2 separate regions of the Homo sapiens genome follow, and region 2 is linked to region 1. Evidence: read pairs that join two places in POLR2A ChIA-PET (ENCODE). Cell type or tissue: HepG2. All regions are shown on one strand. Links, peaks and the distances in the headings refer to the core of each region. The heading gives the core; the rest is flanking DNA.

Region 1 (6,872 bases), core at 996-5,995:
ATGAGGTCAGGAGATCAAGACCATCCTGGCTAACACGGTGAAACCCCGTCTCTGCTAAAAATACAAAAAATCAGCCGGGCATAGTGGCAGGCGCCTGTAGTCCCAGCTACTCAGGAGGCTGAGGCAGGAGAATGGCGTGAACCCGGGAGGCAGAGCCTGCAGTGAGCCGAGATCATGCCACTGCACTCCAGCCTGGGCAACAGAGCGAGACTCAAGAAAAAAAAGAAAAAGAAATGCCCTGAGGTGCAAAAGCCCAGGCATTGGCCGGGCGCGGTGTCTCACGCCTGTAACCCCAGCACTTTGGGAGGCCAAGGTGGGTGGACTGCTTGAGCTCAGGAGTTCGAGACCAGCCTGGGCAACATGGCAAGACCTTGTCTCTACTAAAAATAAAAAAAAGCAGAGTGTAGTGGTACATGCCTGTGGTCCCAGCTACTCGAGAGGCTGAGGCAGGAGGATCACTTGAGCCCAGGAGTTCGAGACCAGCCTGGGCAACATGGTGAAACCCCATTCCTACAAAAAATACAAAAATTGGCCAGGCGTGGTGGCTCACGCCTGTAATCCCAGCACTTTGGGAGGCCGAGGTGGGCGGATCACCTGAGGTCGGGAGTTCGAGAACAGCCTGGCCAACATGGAAAAACCCCATCTCTACTAAAAATGCAAAATTAGCCGGGCGTAGTGGCGCATGCCTATAATCCCAGCTACTCGGGAGGCTGAGGCAGGAGAATCACTTGAACCTGGGAGGTGGAGGTTGCAGTGAGCCGAGATCATGCCATTGCGCTCCAGCCTGGGCAACAAAAGCGAAACTCCGTCTCAAAAAATAAATAAATAAATAATACAAAAGTTAGCCCGGCATGGCGGTGCATGCCTGTGGTCTCAGCTACTTGGGAGGCTGAGGTAGGAGGATCACTTGAACCCAGGAGGTCAAGGCATCAGTGACCTATGATCACACCACTGCACTCCAGCCTGGGTGACAGAGCAAAACCCTGTTCCAAAAAAAAAAGAGAGAGAGGGAGACAGAGAGTTATTTTAGGAAGGTTTGTTTATGTAGACTCATCTTGGGACTGACTATCTGCAGTGATAGGAGTCATTCTGCTCTCCCTGGTAAGGAGACGGGGGGATACCTCCACAAAGGAAAATTTATGTCACCTTTTTTTTTGAAACGGAGTCGCACTCTGTTGCCCAGGCTGGAGTGCAGTGGTGCAATCTTGGCTCACTGCAAGCTCTGCCTCCTGGGATCACGCCATTCTCCTGCCTCAGCCTCCTGAGTAGCTGGAACTATAGGTGCCCGCCACCATGCCCAGCTAATTTTTTTGTATTTTTAGTAGAGACAGGGTTTCACCGTGTTAGCCAGGATGGTCTTGATCTCCTGACCTTGTGATCTGCCCGCCTCGGCCTCCCAAAGTGCTGGGATTACAGGAGTGAGCCACCACGCCCAGCCTTATGTCACCTTCTTAAAGAGAAGTTTATGCCTGGCTTTGAGGCAGAAAAGTAGAGAGCAGAGAATTCTTTCTGCCTCTACTGATTTTTTTTTTTTTTTTTTTTTTTTGAGACAGAGTCTCGCTCTGTTGCCCAGGCTGGATTGTAGTGTCAGGATCTCGACTCACTGCAACCTCCACCTCCCAGGTTCAAGGGATTCTTGTGCCTCAGCCTCCCGAGTAGCTGGGACTATAGGTTCCCACCACCATGCCCAGCTAATTTTTTATATTTTCAGTAGAGACAAGGTTTCACCATATTGGCCAGGATGGTCTCCAACTCCTGACCTCAGGTGATCCACCCACCTCGGCCTCCCAAAGTGCTGGGATTATAGGCGTCAGCCACCGCGCCTGGCCATCTACTGATTTTCTATTGCATTCAGCTCAGAATAATTCTTATGCTAAAGTTGATAGATAGATACATAGATAGATACATAGATAGATAGATAGATAGATAGATAGATAGATAGATAGATAATAGATTGTTTGTTTGTTTGTTTGAGACAGGGTCTTGCTCTGTCACCCAGGCTGGAGGGCAGTGGTGCAATCTCGGCTCACTGCAACCTCAGCCTCGCAGCCTCGAGCCATCCTCCCACCTCAGCCTCCCAAGTAGCTGGGACCACAGGTGGATGCCACCATATGCCTGGTGAATTTTTTGTATTTTTGGTAGAGATGGAGTTTTGCCATGTTGCCCAGGCTGGTCTCGAACTCCCGAGCTCAAATGATCCACTCACCTCCACCTCCCAGAGTGCTGGATTACAGGCGTGAGTCACTGTGCCCGGTCTCTAAGTGATATATTTTTAAGAGTAACATATCCTGATCCCCTTCAGCTGCCGTCAGAGAACTGGGGTGGGGACGTGGAAGGGTGACATCGCTCTGCTGGAGGACTTGTGAGAGAGCCCAGACTGTGCAGGGGGCCCAGCCAGAGCACCCCAGCTTCCAGGACTGGAACCCCAGCCTCAGGAACTCAGGGCAACGCTGGGGTGAAGGCTCAACTTTAGGGAAATACCCGGAAGCAGAGAGGATGGGGTCAGGACACCCAGCCAGGAAGCTGCATTTATTTCACTGTGCATTGGAGAAAGCCCCACCAGCCCAGCAAAGCCAGTCTCTTACAGATACCAATGATTAAAGTGATAAAACAGGGCCGGGCACGGTGGCTCACGCCTGTAATCCCAGCACTTTGGAAGCCTGAGGCAGGCAGATCATGGAGGTCAGGAGTTTGAGAACAGCCTGGCCAACATGGCAAAACCCCGTCTCTACTGTACAAAAATTAGACAGGGGAGGTGGCGTGCACCTGTAGTCCCAGCTACTCAGGAGGCCAAGGCAGGAGAATCACTTGAACCCTGGAGGTTGCAGTGAGCCAAGATCACACCACTGCACTCCAGCCTGGGCGATGGAGAGAGGCTCTGTCTCAAAAAAATAAATAAATTTAAAAAACTGGGCCAGGCACAGAGGCTCACGCCTATAATCCCAGCACTTTGGAAGGCCGAGGCGAGCAGATCACCTGAGGTCGGGAGTTCCAGACCAGCCTGACCAACGTGGAGAAACCCCATCTCTACTAAAAATACAAAGTTAGCTGGGTGTGGTGGTGCATGCCTGTAATCCCAGCTACTCGGGAGGCTGAGGCAGGACAATCGCTTGAACCCGGGAGGCGGAGGTTGCAGTGAGCCGAGATCGCACCACTGTACTCCAGCCTGGGTGACGGAGCAAGGCTCTTTCTCAAAAAAAAAATTTAAAAGAAGTGATAAAACAGGCCAGGTGCAGTGGCTCATGCCTATAATCCAATATTTTGGGAGGCTGAGGTGGGAGGATCACCTGAGCCCAGGAGGTTGAAGCTTCAGTGAGCTGTCATCACACCACTGTACTCCAGCCTGGGTGACAGAGCGAAACCCTATCTCAAAAAAAAAAAAAAAGATAAAATGTTTCAAGTTAAAAAAAAAAAAAAAGTGGCCAGGCGCAGTGGCTGATGCCTGTAATCCCAGCACTTTGGGAGGCCGAGGCAGGTAGATCACAAGGTCAGGAGTTCGAGACCAGCCTAGCCAACATGGTGAAACCCCGTCTCTACTAAAAAATACAGAAATTAGCCAGGTGTGGCAGCGGGTGCCTGTAATCCCACCTACTCAGGAGACTGAGGCAGGAGAATCGCTTGAACACGGGAGGCAGAGGTTGCAGTGAGACAAGATTGCACCACTGCACTCCAGCCTGGGTGACAGAGCCTCCAGTCTGGGAGATAGAGCAAGGCATCATCTCAAAAAAAAAAAAAAAAAAAAAAAATTAAAGAAGTCAGGTGTGGTAGCAAGCACCTGTAGTCCCAGCTAAGGCTAAGGCGAGAGGATCACTTGAGCCCAGGAGTTTGAGAGCAGACTGGGCAACCTAGCAAGAACCCATCTCAAAAAAAAATTAAAGAAATAGGAGTTGGGCCAGGCATGGTGGCTCATGCCTGTAATCCCAGCACTTCGGGAGGCCGAGGTGGGTGCATCACCTGAGGTCAGGAGTTCAAGACCAGCCTGGACAACATGATGAAACCCCATCTCTACTAAAAATACAAAAATCAGCCAGGTGTGGTAGCGGGCACCTGTAATCCCAGCTACTCAGGAGGCTGAGGCAGGAGAATTGGCTTGAACCTGGGAAGCGGAGGTCGTAGTGAGCCGAGATCATGCCACTGCACTCCAGCCTGGGAGACAGAGGGAAACTCCGTCTCAAAAAAATAAAATAAAATAAAAAATTAAAGAAATAGGAGTTGTATTAGTCTCTTCCTGTGGCTGCTGTAATAAATTATCACAGGCTGGGTGGCTTACAATAGCAGACATTTGGCTGGGCACAGTGGTTTACACACATAATCCCAGCACTCTGGGAGGCCGAGGCAGGCGGATCACCTGAGATCAGGAGTTCAAGACCAGCATGGCCAACATGGAGAAACCCCTTCTCTACTAAAAATACAAAAATAAATAAATAAATAACCAGGCATTGTGGCAGACACCTGTAGTCCCAGCTACTCAGGAGGCTGAGACAAGAGAATCGCTTGAACCTGGGAGACGGAGGCTGCAGTGAGCCAAGATCGCATCATCGCCCTCCAGCCTGGGCAACAAGAGCGAACCTCTGTCTCAAAAAAAAAAAAAGTCAGGGCTGGGCGTGGTGGCTCAAGCCTGTAATCCCAGCACTCTAGGAGGCCGAGGCAGGTGGATCACAAGGTCAGCAGTTCGAGACCAGCCTGACCAACATGGTGAAACCCCGTCTCTACTAAAAATACAAAAAAAAATACCTGAGCATGGTGGTGGGCGCCTGTAATCCCAGTGACTTGGGAGGCTGAGGCAGGAGAATCACTTGAGACTGGAAGGTGGAGGTTGCAGTGAGCCAACATTGCGCCACTGCACACTAGCCTGGGCAACAAGAGCAAAACTCCGTCTCAAAAAAAAAAAAAAAAATCCTATCCTTGGACTTCCCTGCCTCCAGAAATGTGAGCTACACGTTTCTGTCGTTCATGAATCCCCCAGTCTACGATATTTTGTTATAGCAGTCCAAACAGACTAAAGCAGATGCTATTCAACCCACATCAGTAACACAAGCGATAAAGGAGGTGCAGACTGTGTCCGCAAATGACCCGGCATCGTGGGATACAGCTAGCCGAGGAAGCACTGGACGCTCCGCTCTGTCTCCCACTGTGAGTCCTGTGGGAACTGGCTTCCTTCTGAGCGTTTACCTGAAGTACACGGTTACTGTGATGACGAATCACTCCCATTCCCTCACCGATGTCAGCTGAGCACCTGCTGAAGGCCAGGTGAGGATGAGCAGACAGGGGCAGCCATCGCGGAGGAGAGACTGCAGAGGGGACAGACACGGAAACCAATGTCATCCCACCCACGTCCTGAATCGGTGATGACAGCCACGTCCGCTATATAGGGTGCCTACGTTCCATCTGGGCTCCTGTCTCTGCCGCCCCTGCCCTGCCTGGAATGATGGCCGGTCCCACGCTGCGGTCTCCTGTCACACCCGTCACGCCTACTACCTCTCCCCCTGTGAGCTTCCCCCAGCCCCAGGCCCCTACGAGCCCTGCACACGTTTACATCAGGCCCAGCCCCTCTCACCCACTCTTGGTTCTCTCATACCTGTCCCTGCAGCCCTGCAAAAGGCGACCTCCCTCCTGCCCACTCTGATATATATATATTTGGACATTTATGTGTGTATATATATATATATATATATATATATATATATATATATATGAACAGGGTCTTGCTCTGTCATCAAAGCTGCAGTGCAATGGCGCGATCATGGCTCACTGCAGCCTGGAGCTCCTGGGCTCAACCAATCCTCCCTCCTCAGTCTCCCAAGTATCTGGGACTACAGGTGCACACTACCACATCCAGCAATTTTTTGTGCAAACTGCATCTTGCTATGTTGCCCAGGATGGTCTGCAACTCCTGGCCTCAAACGATCCTCCACCTCAGCCTCTTGAGTAGTTGGAATTACAAGCATGAGCCACTACACTCAATACTTTTTTTTATTGATGCATCATAGATGTACATAGTTTTGGGGGTACATGTGATAATTTAATACATTCATATAATTTGTAAAGATCAAATCAAGTGTACTTGGGATATGTGTCATCTTAAATATAAATATTTAGGTGGGGTGCCATGGCTCACGTCAGTAATCCCAGCACTTTGGGAGGCTGAGGTGGGTGCATCACCTGAGGTCAAGAGTTCAAGACCAGCCTGGCCAAGATGGTAAAACCCAGTCTCTACTAAAAATACAAAAACTAGCCGGATGTGGTGGTGGGCGCCTGTAATCCCAGCTACTCAGGAGGCTGAGGCAGGAGAATCACTTGAACCCGGGAGCCAGAGGTTGCACCGAGACCGTGCCACTGAACTCCAGCCTGGGCAATAGAGTAAGACTGTCTCTCAAAAAAAAAAAAAAAGAATATATACTGGGGAAAGGACAGTTTCTTCAATAAAATGGTGCTCGGAAAACTGGCTGGCTATGTGCAGAAGAATGAAACTAGGCCCCTATCTCTCACCACACACAAAAATCAAATCAAAATGGATTACAAACCTAAATCTAAGATTTGAAACTATGAAACTCCTAGAAGGAAACTTTGGAGGCCGGGCGCGACGGCTCATGCCTGTAATCCCAGCACTTTGGAAGGTTGAGGCAGGCGGACTATTTGAGTCCAGCAGTTTGAGACTAGCCTAGGCAACATGGTGAAACCCCACATCTACAAAAATACAAAAATTAGCTGGGTGTGGTGGCTCGTGCCTGTAGTCCTAGTTACTCGGGAGGCTGAGGCACAAGAATCACTTGAGCCTGTTAGGCAGAGGTTGCAGTGAGCCCAGATTGCACCACTGCACTCCAGCCTGGATGACAGAGAGAGACCCTGTCGCAAAAATACAAACAAAAAAA
Region 2 (6,872 bases), core at 755-5,754, 270 kb after region 1:
GAGGATCCCGGGGACCATCCCAGGCCTCTTGCTGACCCTTCCTCCTGTTCCTGTGTCAGGCACCTGTGGGCTTGGCGCTTCCTACTTGAGGTTAGACACTGCCTGTTTTGTTCACTTCGCATCCTCCAGTGTCACCTGCAGCACCTGGCACAGAACAGGCTTAAAAAGTACTTGCTGCATGATAGAAGAGAGGAAGGAAGGACTCTTGTGGAAATTAACTAAAAACACACGGGGCACAGTGGCTCACGCCTGTAATCCCAACACTTTGGCAGGCCAAGATGGGAGGAATGCTTAAGGCCAGGAGTTCAAGACCAGCCTGGGCAACATAGCAGGAGGCCATTTTTACAAAAACATTTTTTTTAATTGCCAGGCGTGGTGGCGCCTGCCTGTGTTCCCAGCTACTCAGAAGGCTGAGGCAGGAGGATCACTTGAGACCAGGAGGTTGACGCTGCCGTGAGCTGTGTTGTTGCCACTGCACACTCTAGCCTGGGTTACAGAGCAAGACCCTGTCTCAAAAATAAATAAAAATAAGCCGGACATGGTAGTTCACACTTATAATCCTAGCACCTTGGGAACCTGAGGCAGGCAGATTGTTTGAGCCCGGCAGTTCAAAACCAGCCTGGGCAACATGGTGGAACCTCATTCTTACAAAATATATATATGTACACATATGTAATATATTATATATGACATATAATGCATAAATATATGAATAGTATGTATATTATATATAGCATATAATATATAATATACATAACACAAATTAGCCTGGCCTGCTGGTACACACCTGTAGTCCCAACTACTCGGGAGGCTGAGGTGAGAGGATTGCTTGAGCCCAGGAGGTGGAGGCTGCAGTCAGCCAAGATCATGCCACTGCACTCCAGCCTGGGCAATAGAGTGAGACCCACTCCCTAAATAAATAAATAAATAATCAACATAAAATGGGAGGAGAGAAGGGACTTTGAGAAATGTATCCTTAATACAGAACCTCATATAGGGTCAGGATTTGGGGATATGAGTAATCCCATTTTACAGACTCAAATAATAATTGTGATGTAAAAGGAATAAATGTGTTCTGCTTATAAGAGTGTTCGAACATGGGCCACACTCAATTTAGTAAGCAGTGTGAATATGTGTGGGCATTTAATTCTCACAGTAACCTGGGCTCCAATCACCTCCATGTGAGCAAGAAACTGAGGCACAGAAAGACTACACCTTCTGGTTGAATGACATAAATAACAGATCTAGGATTCTTTTTTTTTTTTTTTTTTTTTTTTGAGACAGAGCCTTGCTCTGTCACCGAGGCTGGAGTGCAGTGGTGCGATCTCTGCTCACTGCAAGCTCCACCTACCAGGCTCAAGTGATTCTCCTGCCTCAGCTTCCCGTGTAGCTGGGATTACAGGCACCCCCACTGCACCCAGCTAATTTTTGTGTTTTTAGAGGAGATGGGGTTTCGCCATCTTGGCCAAGCTGGTCTTGAACTCCTGACCTCAGGTGATTCACCCGCCTCAGCCTCCCAAAGTGCTGGGATTACTGAGCCTGGCCAGCAGATCTAGGATTCTAATCTACCTGTGCTGACGTAAGTCACCACTGCCCACATGTGATTACTGACCATTTGAAATGTGGTTGGTCCGAACTGAGATGTGTTGTAAGTGTAAAATACGCATCAGATTTTGAAGATTTAGTATGAAAAAAAGTGCAATTTTTTTTTTTTTGAGACGGAGTTTCGCCTTGTCACCCAGGCTGGAGTGCAATGACACGATCTCGGCTCACCACAACCTCTGCCTCCCAGGTTCAAGCGACTCTCCTGCCTCAGCCTCCCAAGTAGCTGAGATTACAGGCATGCGCCACCACGCCCTGCTAATTTTGTATTTTTAGTAGAGACGGGGTTTCTCCATGTTGGTCAGGCTGGTCTCAAACTCCCGACCTCAGGTGATCCACCCGCCTCGGCCTCCCAAAGTGCTGGGATTACAGAGGTGAGCCACTGTGCCCGGCCGAGTGCAAAATATTTTATTAGTCATCTTTTTTTTTGTAAGAGTCAGGGTCTGGCTGGCTGGGCGAGGTGGGTCATGCCTCTAATGCCAGCATTTTGGGAGACCGATGCAGGAGGATAACCTGAGCCTAGGAGTTTGAGACCAGCCTGGGCAACATGGCCAAAACCCATACTTAAAAAAAAAAAAAAAGCTGGGTGTGGTGGCGCGCACCTGCAGTTCCAGCTACTCAGGAGCCTAAGGTTGGAGGATCCTTAGAGCCTGGGAAGTCAAGGCTGCAGTAAGCCATAATTGCACCACTGCACTCCAGCATGGGTGACAGAGCAAGACCCTGTCTCAAAAAAGAAAGATGTTTTGCACTGTGTTTCTATAGGACAGTGCTAATCTAGGCCATGCAGTATTTGCACTGACGTTACTCTCAGCGCACAGGGGTGGGAGGATCTGGAAGGTTTATAATTTATGACTTCATTTCCACCAACTCTCTGTAGAACCTTGGGCAAGTCATACCACCCTCTGAGCCTCAGTTTTCTCACATGTGTAATGCGGTTATATCAGTATCTACATCATAAAGTTTTGGGGATAAATGAAATACTACACGTGAAGTACTCAGTTCTGGGCTAAGTACTACCACATACGAGGTAGTCCACACAGGTTAGGTGCCACCTTGACTTACTAGGTGAATTCCTTTTCCCTCTATAAAAAGGGACGGTACCTACCCAGCCTTCCTTTGAAATTTTAAAAGTAGCTGACATCGCCAAAATGACCATCTCTGGAGCCCACCACCCACCGCCTCTCCTAGGGCAAGAGAGAATACCAGAAGGGCAGAGGGTTCTGTAACCCAGAGACGGGGAAGTCCAAGGTCACACAGCCCGCTCGAAGTGAGGCTAGATAAAACTCAAAACAGGGCGGTGCTTCTGACCTTGAGATAATCAATTTTACCCCTCTGGTCAACCAGACGCCATTGATGGAGCCAGGGTGGAGGTGGGAACTGAGTCCCATGCACCTTTTGCGGCTCCGTCGCCACACTCAAGATGACGACACATTGAGCCCTGTTCTACAGTTAGACACATTCAAGATGGCGGTACACACTCCGGTTCCGGTTCCGGTGGCTCAGCTCCCCCCGCCCACCCGGGCCCGGACACGCTGAGCACACTGGAAGGAGTCATGGCGGATGGTCAGGTGGCGGAACTGCTGCTCCGGCGGCTGGAGGCGTCTGATGGCGGCCTGGACAGCGCCGAGTTGGCGGCTGAGCTGGGCATGGAGCACCAGGCGGTGGTGGGCGCCGTGAAGAGCCTTCAGGCGCTGGGCGAGGTGAGCCGGGCCCGTGATGCCGGACCGCCTTGCCCTTGCACCTACAGTCCCCTTGCCACGGGCGCTCTACGTCCAAGCCAAATTCCCTCAGGCCTAGTTTGGGGTAGCTGTATATGTGTCCACTCCGGGATGTGCGGGCGGGAAGTGGGACGAGTGAGGGCCCAGACGCACGGATGTTCCTCATGCAATAAACGTTTATTGAGGCACGGTCAGCGTGGGTAGAGGGTACGATGATGGACGAGGAAGTCGCGGTTGCTGCCCTCACGCAGGTTGCGACGTAATAGGAAGGTGCTTCAAGAACCAGAGTGATGGGGGAAAACAGGGGACCCAGCTGTGACAGCTGACCCAGCCTTGGGGGTCAGGGAGAGCGGCCTGGTGCAGGTGACGGCTGAGTCTGTTCTCTGTTGAGGAAAGTGATAGCACTTTAGAGATCAGTGGCCGGGATCTTGGGGGATGGCAGGCGGCAAGGGAGACCAGCATAGCTGTAATTGCAAAGCCTCTTAGGTCTTTACCTCATGAGGGAACTGGGAAGCGATAGCAGGAGCTAGAGCCGGTCAGATGAGTGTGCTATCCACATCACCTTTGGGAAGAATTGGCATGGACAGGACTGGAGGTGAAGGGATGAAAGAAGAAGCTGGCACTTCCCCAAGCTGGAGGGCATGATGTCTGGCTATGGGAAGGAAGCTTGGGGGAGGTGGGGAAGGCGTGGGATTCAGGACAAGGCAGGGGGCGCACAGATGAAGTCCAGCCTTCTGACTTGGGCAAGTGGACAGTGACAGAGTCACAGGCGTAGGATGCTGAGGGGCCCGTGGGCCACCCAGAAGGCTAGATCCATGGGGCCAGGATCTGGGCTGTTTATCCGTAGAGCTCATGTTCTGTGCCCCACTTTGGTCTCAGCTTGTTTGTCCAATCCATTCCATAATCCTGGCTGATGGCCATGTTATTCCCATTTTGCAGATGTGACAACTGATGGTCAGTAACATAATCAGTGTGAATAGAAGAGGCCGATGAGCCCAGATTTGAAATTAGGCACTCAGGCTGCAGAGCCCATAGTCCTCAATGCAGAGGAGAGATGGCAGCTGTGTTGTGTGGGGTGACAGTGCCTTGACCAATATGATCTGACATTTGTATACGTCACAGAGGGTTAAATAATATAAGGAGGTGAGGTTCAATCTAATGACAGTAATAGCCATAAAAATAATTATAGTAATTAGAATTTATGCCGGGTGCAGTGGTCACACCTGTAATCCCAGCACTTTGGGAGACCAAGGCGGGTGGATCACGAGGTCAGGAGTTCAAGACCAGCCTGGCCAAGATGATGAAACCCTGTCTCTACTAAAAATACAAAAAAAAATTAGCCAGGCGTGTTGGTGGGCACCCGTAATCCCAGCTACTTGGGAGGCTGAGGCAGAGAATTGTTTGAATCGGGAGGTGGAGGTTGCAGTGAGCCGAGATCGCACTCCAGCCTGGGCGACAGAGCGAGACTCCGTCTCAAAAAAAAAAAAAAAAAAAATTTATGCAGTGTTTGTCACGTGGTAGGCACTATATATTCTTTCTGAGTATTAATTTAGCTACTCCTTAAAATCATCTGAGGTAGAACCCATCACACCTTTCTCTTATGGATGAGAAGAGTCACTGAGAGGTTAAGCAACTTTCCTGAGGTCACACAGTAAGTGAAGGGCAGAGTTGGGATTAGAATGAAGTGGGAGCCAGGCCCTGTGCACTCTACTTACCCTTGTTGTCCTTGTCTTCATGACTCTGGACCTGGAACCTCAGTTTTTGTTTGTAATGTGGACCTCCAGGGCCCGTCTCTGACATTCTGGGCACTGACATGTGAACATTTAAACATGGAGACAGGCTGGGTATGGTGGCTCATGCCCATTATGCCAGCACTTTGGGAGGCTGAGGAAGGAGAATCACTTGAGGCCAGGAGTTTGAGACCAGCCTGGACAACATAACAACACCCTGTCTTTAAAAAGTAATTTAAAGGGCCGGGCACGGCGGCTCACGCCTGTAATCCTAGCACTTTGGGAGGCGGAGTCGGCCGATTACGAGGTCAGGAGTTTGAGACCAGCCTGGCCAACATGGTGAAACCCCATCTCTACTAAAAATACAAAAATTAGCTGGGGGTGGTGGTGGGCACCTGTAATCCGAGCTACTCGGGAGGCTGAGGCAGGAGAATCATTTGAACCCGGGAGGCAGAGGTTGCAGTGAACCGAGATCGCACCATTGCACTCTAGCCTGAGCGACAGTGCAAGACTCCGTCTCAAAAAAAAAAAGTAATTTAAAAATTAACCAGGTGTGGCGGCACATGCCTGTAGTCCCAGCTACTCGGGACTGGCGGAAGGATCGCTTGAGCCCAGGAGGTCTAGGCTGCAGTGAGCTATGATCACACCACTGCACCCAGCCTAGTGACAGGGTGAGACCCCCTTTCAAAGAAAACAAAAACAAACAAAAAAATGTGGAGACATATCAGTTCACCTAATTTTTCACATTAAAATCTGTCACAGGTTCAAAACCGACAGAATTTGTCTTCTGCCAGGTAACATCTTTAGTGGTGTACTTTACCCTGGGAGGTGTAAACTATCATTATTACTACCCCTGTGTTACATAAGGGAAATGGAGACACAGCAAGGGGAAGTCTTTCCCTTGAGACCACTTGGCTGTAAAGTTGTATAGCTGGGATGTGAACCTAGCTTTAAGGGCTGTGCTTTCAACCTGGGACCCAGCGCTGCAGAAAGGGGGTGCCTGGCTCTGAGCCTCACCCCTGCCTGGACACCCTCCCCACATTTCCCTCTAGGTCATCGAGGCTGAACTTCGGTCCACCAAGCACTGGGAGCTTACTGCGGAGGGCGAGGAGATTGCCCGGGAGGGCAGCCATGAGGCCCGTGTGTTTCGAAGCATTCCCCCAGAGGGCCTGGCCCAGAGCGAGCTTATGGTAGGAGCTGCGGGGTGAATGGGGAGTGAGTGATGGGATGAAGGTGGCCCTCGTGCCCCACTCACTGCAGCCTCTCTTTTCCAGCGACTGCCCAGTGGCAAAGTGGGCTTCAGCAAGGCCATGTCCAACAAGTGGATTCGGGTGGACAAGAGTGCGGCTGACGGGCCCCGGGTGTTCCGAGTGGTGCGTTCCTGCGGGCTGGTCAGGGGGCAGGTGGACGGGCACATGGGCCCCTGGCCCTCATACCCCTCACACTCCTTATCCTGGCAGGTGGACAGCATGGAGGATGAGGTGCAGCGGCGGCTCCAGCTGGTCCGGGGGGGACAGGCTGAGAAGCTGGGGGAGAAGGAGAGGAGCGAGCTGAGGAAGAGGAAGCTGTTGGCTGAAGTGTGAGTGGGTGCCCCCTGCAGGCTCAGGCCCCCACCACCTGCGAAGCATGGTGGAGGCATGGTGGGAGGGAGACATCTTGCCCACACCAAGCACAGGTGTGGCCAGTTTCCTCCCAGCTCGCTTAATGCCATAGTTGTCAAGCCTACGTGCCTTGGGGTCTTTGCCCATGAGGACCCTTCTGCTGAGAACTGTTTTCCCTCTGATCTTCAAGATAGGCTCCTCATCAAGTCTCTCTCCTGTGT

Evidence for each region. Peaks named below come from ENCODE experiments on the same cell type or tissue, not always from the same donor. Only the 100,000 strongest peaks of a DNase experiment are listed, where the experiment ranks them.
Region 2: POLR2A ChIA-PET joins it to region 1 with 5 read pairs; 2 of 35 experiments call an interaction of 5 or more read pairs at or near these places.

What each region holds. Positions count from the first base shown.
Region 1 is chr19:13,197,358-13,204,229 of GRCh38, reverse strand. No RefSeq gene overlaps it. Among named protein-coding and RNA genes, the nearest start is that of IER2, 50 kb to the right of the region's middle. RefSeq lists a silencer at 959-1,159. In HepG2, for the core only: no CTCF peak of the experiment used is centred there; no DNase peak of the experiment used is centred there.
Region 2 is chr19:12,929,980-12,936,851 of GRCh38, reverse strand. It overlaps FARSA (phenylalanyl-tRNA synthetase subunit alpha), which reads left to right and starts at 3,141. Exons shown (of 13, transcript NM_004461.3): 1 at 3,141-3,302; 2 at 6,103-6,240; 3 at 6,325-6,423; 4 at 6,511-6,629. The coding sequence starts at 3,156. It overlaps FARSA-AS1 (FARSA antisense RNA 1), which reads right to left and starts at 6,330. Exons shown (of 3, transcript NR_149078.1): 1 at 6,306-6,330; 2 at 3,815-3,882; 3 at 3,556-3,703. RefSeq lists enhancers at 48-177, 2,943-3,237, 2,959-3,458, 3,469-3,538 and a silencer at 1,801-1,906. In HepG2, for the core only: no CTCF peak of the experiment used is centred there; a DNase peak (open chromatin) is centred at 3,071; H3K4me3 peaks cover 1,833 bases.